Linked DNA regions of Homo sapiens: region 2 is linked to region 1. A link is a loop called in an ENCODE intact Hi-C map of the cell type or tissue named here. Cell type or tissue: gastrocnemius medialis. All regions are shown on one strand. Links, peaks and the distances in the headings refer to the core of each region. The heading gives the core; the rest is flanking DNA. Region 1 has its middle 8.9 kb from the start of SIAH1. Region 2 has its middle 68 kb from the start of SIAH1.

Region 1 (2,912 bases), core at 255-2,754:
GTTGTATTAAGACAGAAGAGGCCATGGAAACTCACTGAACTTGGTATTTACATGTATACAATCTCAGTCTTTTCATCCCTTGATCCTATTGAAAGAAAACAAATACCTGTCTGCTAGTTTTAGTGAAACTGTCCCTACACAGTTAAGCAACTGATTCTTAATAACTGTCTGTACTGATTGTGGTAATCAATAAGAAACAGTTTCTCCCAGTTCATTCATTTCTTTTTTTTTTTTTTTTTTTTTTGAGATGGAGTCTCACTCTGTTGCCCAGGCTGGAGTGCAGTGGCCCGATCTTGGCTCACTGCAACCTTGGCCTCCCAGGTTCTAGTGATTCTCCTGCCTCAGCTTCCTGAGTAGCTGGGACTACAGGCACCCATCGCCACACCCAGCTAATTTTTGTGTCTTTAGTAGAGACAGGGTTTCGCCATGGTGGCCAGGCCAGTCTCCAACTCCTGACCTCAGGTGATCCACCTGCCTTGGCCTCCCAAAGTGTTGGGATTACAGGCGTGAGCCACTGCCCCCAGCCTTTCTTTTTTTTTATTTAGAAACAAAGTCTCACTCTGTTGCTCAGGCTGGACTCAAACTCACTGGCTCAAGTGATACTCCTGCCTCATCCTCCCTAAATGCTGGGATTATAGGCATGAGCCACCACACCCAGCCTCCAGTTCATTTCTTAATCAAGAGACATACTGATTAACCCAACTGACTTTCCAGCATGTACACTGTATATCTGTATTCATAGACACATTTCTCTTTTCTTCCTCTTAATAAAAATGTAGCTCTCAAAGATATCCTGAAAATAGTGCTCAGGCTTGCAACATTACAGCTTTAATGAGCCAAGAACTCTATTTTTTCCCTATTACACAGAACAATAATTCTCAACAGCTTAAATTTTCAAAGCACTTCACAGGCATTTAATTAATCCTCTCCATTGCCAGAGAGAAGGAAACTGATATTCATAGCATCTCATCCTGACATCCTTTAATTTGGCAAGACTTCTGCTGGCTTTGAAAAACAGTGTCTGAACCACTGAGGTTATTTGGGCCACCGTTGCTTAATCGGGCCTTCTTACCTAATGAAACCTGGTCATCAAAGCAGTTTAAATTGCCATCTCATCAGCGCTTTACACGGGGCAGGGGGAGCTGCTTTGAGCCTGGAAGAGAAATGACAGTGATTCCCTCAGAGAAATGACAAAGCTCATCTGTGCGGAGCCTGTGAGATGAAGCTTGTGATTAAGGCCTATTGCCAATTGCATCAGAGCCTGATTCACTCGGTGTAACTGGGGCACGATGTGTATCGCGAGGCCCTTCTCAGAACCCTGCTCTCCTGAGGCCCGGAGAGAATCAGCAGTTGAATTTCACTGTGTTCTTTGCTGAGCCTCTCCTGTGTGTGGGAAGCTCTAAGAAGCCCTACTTTTCTCTCTTTTCAGACCTGCTTCCTGCGGAAGGCATAACTAAGACAGACTAGTCATGCCACCTCAATCACCAAACAGGATTCTCCTCCAGCTGTGCCCCAGAGGCACAGCCTTTCCCTTCACTGCCTCCCAACACCCCCATCCAGACCTACTCCATTTGTTTTTTATTTTGGTGGGGGGTGGGGGACAATACTTCATTCCGTTAACTAGAACGAGTAACGCACCAGACCCATTCCATTTACTGCAATTTCAACTAGCCAATCTCTTCCCACTTCATTATGTCAGTTACACAGTGGCCGGAGTGACGTCATACCCTGTGTTCAATTCCAAGAAACAACCTCGAGAGATGCTTCCTGAGTGCTTGCTATATGCCAGGCACTGAGGGATCCTGAGTGAAGGCCCCACACCTCAAGAAGCTTGGTTTGAAGTAAGATAAATAGCAAAAAATAACTAGACTATAAGTACAATGATGGAGGCACAAACAAGCTATTACTGAGAGAACAGGGCACAAGGAGAAGGGAGAGAGAAGGGAAAATACCATTTATGAGGGGTAGGGAAGAATCATTGAATATTTTCTTTTTTTTTTTGAGACAAGCTCTTGCTCTGTCGCCCAGGCTGGAGTGCAATGGCATAATCTTGGCCCACTGCAACCTCCGCCTTCTGGGTTCAAGTGCTTCTCGTGCCTCAGCTTCCCAAGTAGCTGGGATTACAGGCATGTGCCGTGACTCCTGGCCAATTTTTGTATTTTTTATAGAGATGGGGGTTTCGCTATGTTGGCCAGGCTGGTCTCGAACTCCTGACCTCAAGTGATCTGCCTGCATCGGTCTCCCAGAGTGCTGGGATTACAGGCACGAGCCACCGTGCCTGGCCGTAGAATTTTTAAGAGGTGGCATTTGATATGGCCCTTCGAGGATGTGCTTTTGTTTCTTTTTATTATTTTTCAAATTTTAAATTCTTTTTTTGAGACAGGGTCTTGCTTTGACATCTAGGCTGGAGTGCAGTGGCACTGTCTCAGCCCATTGTAACCTCTGCCTCCAGGGCTCAAGAGACTCTCTTACCTCAGCCTCCGAGTTGCTGAGATTACAGGCATGCGCCACCACGCATGGCTAATTTTTCTGTTTTTGGTGGAGACAGGGTTTTGCCATGTTACCCAGGCTGGTCTAGAACTCCTGACCTCAAGCGATCCTCTTGCCTCAGCCTCCCAAAGTGCTGGATTACAGGAATGAGCCACTGTGCCCAGGCAGGATATGCTTTTAATGAGCACAACGGGAGGGTGTATTCTAGACAGAGGAACTAGGCAATGTGCAGGGTCTGTGTTTGGGGAAATGGAAGCCCGCTTTCACTGGGGCCTGGAGGAGACACTGCTGGACAGCTAGGTTGAACCAGACTGTAGGGTTTTATGCACAGTAAACATTTATGACTGCATTGCTCAACTTGGTTATTGTTGAGCCACTGTTAGACTATTCTATTGGCCCACAAATCATTTGTACTCTCCTTT
Region 2 (2,912 bases), core at 246-2,745, 59 kb after region 1:
GTGGCTGATGCCTGAAATCCCAGCACTTTGGGAGGCCGAGACTGGTGGATCACTTGAGGTCAGGAGTTTGAGACCAGCCTGGCCAACATGGTGAAACCCCGTCTCTACTAAAATTACAAAAATTAGCCAGGCATGGTGGCACGTGCCTGTAATCCCAGCTACTCGGGAGGCTGAGGCAGGAGAATCACTTGAACCCGGGAGGGGGAGGTTGAAGTGAGCCCAGATTTTGCCATTGCACTCCAGCCTGGGTGACAGAGCGAGACTCTGCCTCAAAAAAAAAAAAAAAAAGGAAAAGAAAAGAAAAGAAAAGAATGAGATCAAAATCATCCATAATCTCCCCTCTTGATGAGGTGGCTATTAACAGACAGTGATTAACTTTCCAGACTATAAATGAACAATGGATTTATTCATATAGTTCATTTATCTATTTATGGAGATTACATTTAATAAAATGTATATCATGGAAAACATTCTATTTTATAATTTTATGTAACTTGATAATGTATATTTACATATTGCTAACAGGATGGGATAAGAGCACACTCTAGACACAATTTGATGAACCTTATTTGGCCAAGTGGAGGATGGGTGTGTCTTCTCCTTTCCCAGATGCCAAAATCCCAGTTCTTTTATTTATAATGACAATGACTGGTGTTGAACTCCTCCTTACAACTCACTAAGTCCTCTCCAGTTATTCTCTCTTTTATTTTTTTTGAGACGGAGTCTTGCTCTGTTGCCCAGGTTGGAGTGCAGTGGCACAATCTCGGCTCACTACAACCTCTGCTTTCCGGGTTCAAGTGATTCTCCTGACTCAGCCTCCTGAGTAGCTGGGATTACAGGCACCTGCCACTATGCCCAGCTAATTATTGTATTTTTAATGGAGACAGGATTTCGCCATGTTGCCCAGGCAGGTCTCAAACTCCTGACCTCAGGTGAGCCACCTGCCTCAGCCTCCCAGCTGGGATTACAGGTGTGAACCACCGTGCCAGCCCCATTCTCTCTTTTAATCCTAACACTCACTCTGGGAGGTCAGTCTGTGTTGCCTAATTATCCTCATTTTATTGAGAAGGAAATTCAAGTTCAAAGAGGCTCCTTGACTTGCCAGCTTGATCCCGTGTCCTCCCAACCAGCCATCGCCTCCTCTTTATAGTTTGTCGGGTGCAGCCTGCATGCTCCAGGCAAGTGACTTCTCAGCACAGCCGCTGGCCTCCGGCTGAGACCTCTGGCCTCTGTGCAGGGCCAGGGATGTGGGCAGAGTCGCAGGCGGCTGCCAGGAGCCAGACTCTGCCCAGCGCCCTGGGGATCCCCTCTTGCCAGTGCCTGAAATGCCTGCTTCGTCCCTTAGCAACTGCTGGTGGCATCAACAGTAAAGGGCTGTGATCCTGTTTCAGAGCTTCTGAGGTCTTCCAAAGGTGTTTGCTCTTTCTAATCCCAATTAGATACTCCTGAGGCCAATACCAACCTTGTAGGGCACAGGCAGGGGCTGGACCACTCAGCACCCTCCCTACTCCCCAGGCCTTGGCAGGCCCTGCCCTTGCAGCTGGCCCTGAGCTCAGGGCACCCAGAGGGTAGTCTGCTCCTCCCAGGCCTTCTCCTAGGGTGTCAGGGTATGAGGTGTCAGATCTGGGGCACTCCTGACATTCTAATCCACCCGGGATTCCGGCAGATGCCAAGTCTCTGGTATCAGGGGAAATGACCTCAGAGCTTTGGATGTGGCTGGCAGGCCACTGTCCAGACTTAAAGGTCTCCCAGCAGGCACCTGTCATCTGAGCTGGGAGGTCTCTTGTCCCTCCCCTGCCTCAGACCTTCCAGAAGACAGCTGAGGCTCCTGGGAGAGAAGGTAGACTTCTAGGACAAGATGAGACCTTGGAATTTCAAAGCCCCTTTTATGAATGCTTGGTTCTCTAAAGTCCAGGCCGGGCGTGGTGGCTCATGCCTCTAATCCTAGCACTTTGGGAGGCCAAGGTGGGCAGATCACTTGAGGTCAGGAGTTTGAGACCAGCCCGGCCAACATGGTGAAACCCTGTCTCCACAAAAAACACAAAAATTACCCAGGCATGGTGGTGGGTGCCTGTAATCCCAGCTACTCAGGAGTGTGAGGCAGGAGAATCGCTTGAACCTCTGAGGTGGAGGCTGCAGTGAGCTGAGATCACGTCACTTCACTCTAGCTTGGGCAACAGAGTGAGACCCTGTCTCAAAAAATAGATATCTATATCTCTATACATAGATGTATGTAATAAAGGCTGAAAACACAGCTTTCCTCTTGGGCCAGTGGAGGAGAAGTGAACTGCCGTGTACTGCATGGGCTTGGGGGCCCTGAGGAAGACCCTCTCTTGCTCCCAGGTATTTATCACTACACTGCACAGTGGATGGAAAGTGAAATTAGGACCACTCTTCACGCTGCCACTCGCCGTGGCCTTCACCTCCTTCCCTTCCCTCAAACCTGTGAGGAGTGCGGAACTGCTCCATCACGTCCATTTTCACACATGAGGAATCCCAGGTTTGGAAAGGTTATTTGTGATTCATCCCAAGCCAGGGACCAAAACTGGTCAGGGCAGAGCTCAATCCCAAAGGCAGGTTTTCCGTTTCCACCATAACCCAAAGCATTCAAGCCATTCTCCAGCCATGCTCCTTTCATAAAGGAGTCACACGCACGTAAGCGTGTTCATTTGGAAATTCTTTGATGGAGCTATTTATGTGCCCATTCATCACCAATATTTATTTTTTTAATTAATTACTATTTTTTTTTTTTTTTGAGACAGAGTCTTGCTGCGATGCCCAGGCTGGAGTGCTGTGGTGCGATCTCGGCTCACTGCAACCTCCGCCTCCCTGATTCGTGATCCTCTTACCTCAGCCTCCTGAGTAGCTGGGATTACAGGCACCCGCCACCATGTCTGGCTAATTTTTGTATT

Evidence for each region. A loop is a pair of places that touch in the nucleus more often than their neighbours do. Peaks named below come from ENCODE experiments on the same cell type or tissue, not always from the same donor. Only the 100,000 strongest peaks of a DNase experiment are listed, where the experiment ranks them.
Region 2: a loop joins it to region 1, with 5 times the contacts of the local background. A loop is called at or near these places in 14 of 110 quality-filtered maps.

What each region holds. Positions count from the first base shown.
Region 1 is chr16:48,392,808-48,395,719 of GRCh38, forward strand. No RefSeq gene overlaps it. Among named protein-coding and RNA genes, the nearest start is that of SIAH1, 8.9 kb to the left of the region's middle. In gastrocnemius medialis, for the core only: no CTCF peak of the experiment used is centred there; a DNase peak (open chromatin) is centred at 1,254; H3K27ac peaks cover 2,021 bases.
Region 2 is chr16:48,451,933-48,454,844 of GRCh38, forward strand. No RefSeq gene overlaps it. Among named protein-coding and RNA genes, the nearest start is that of SIAH1, 68 kb to the left of the region's middle. In gastrocnemius medialis, for the core only: no CTCF peak of the experiment used is centred there; a DNase peak (open chromatin) is centred at 1,639; H3K27ac peaks cover 471 bases.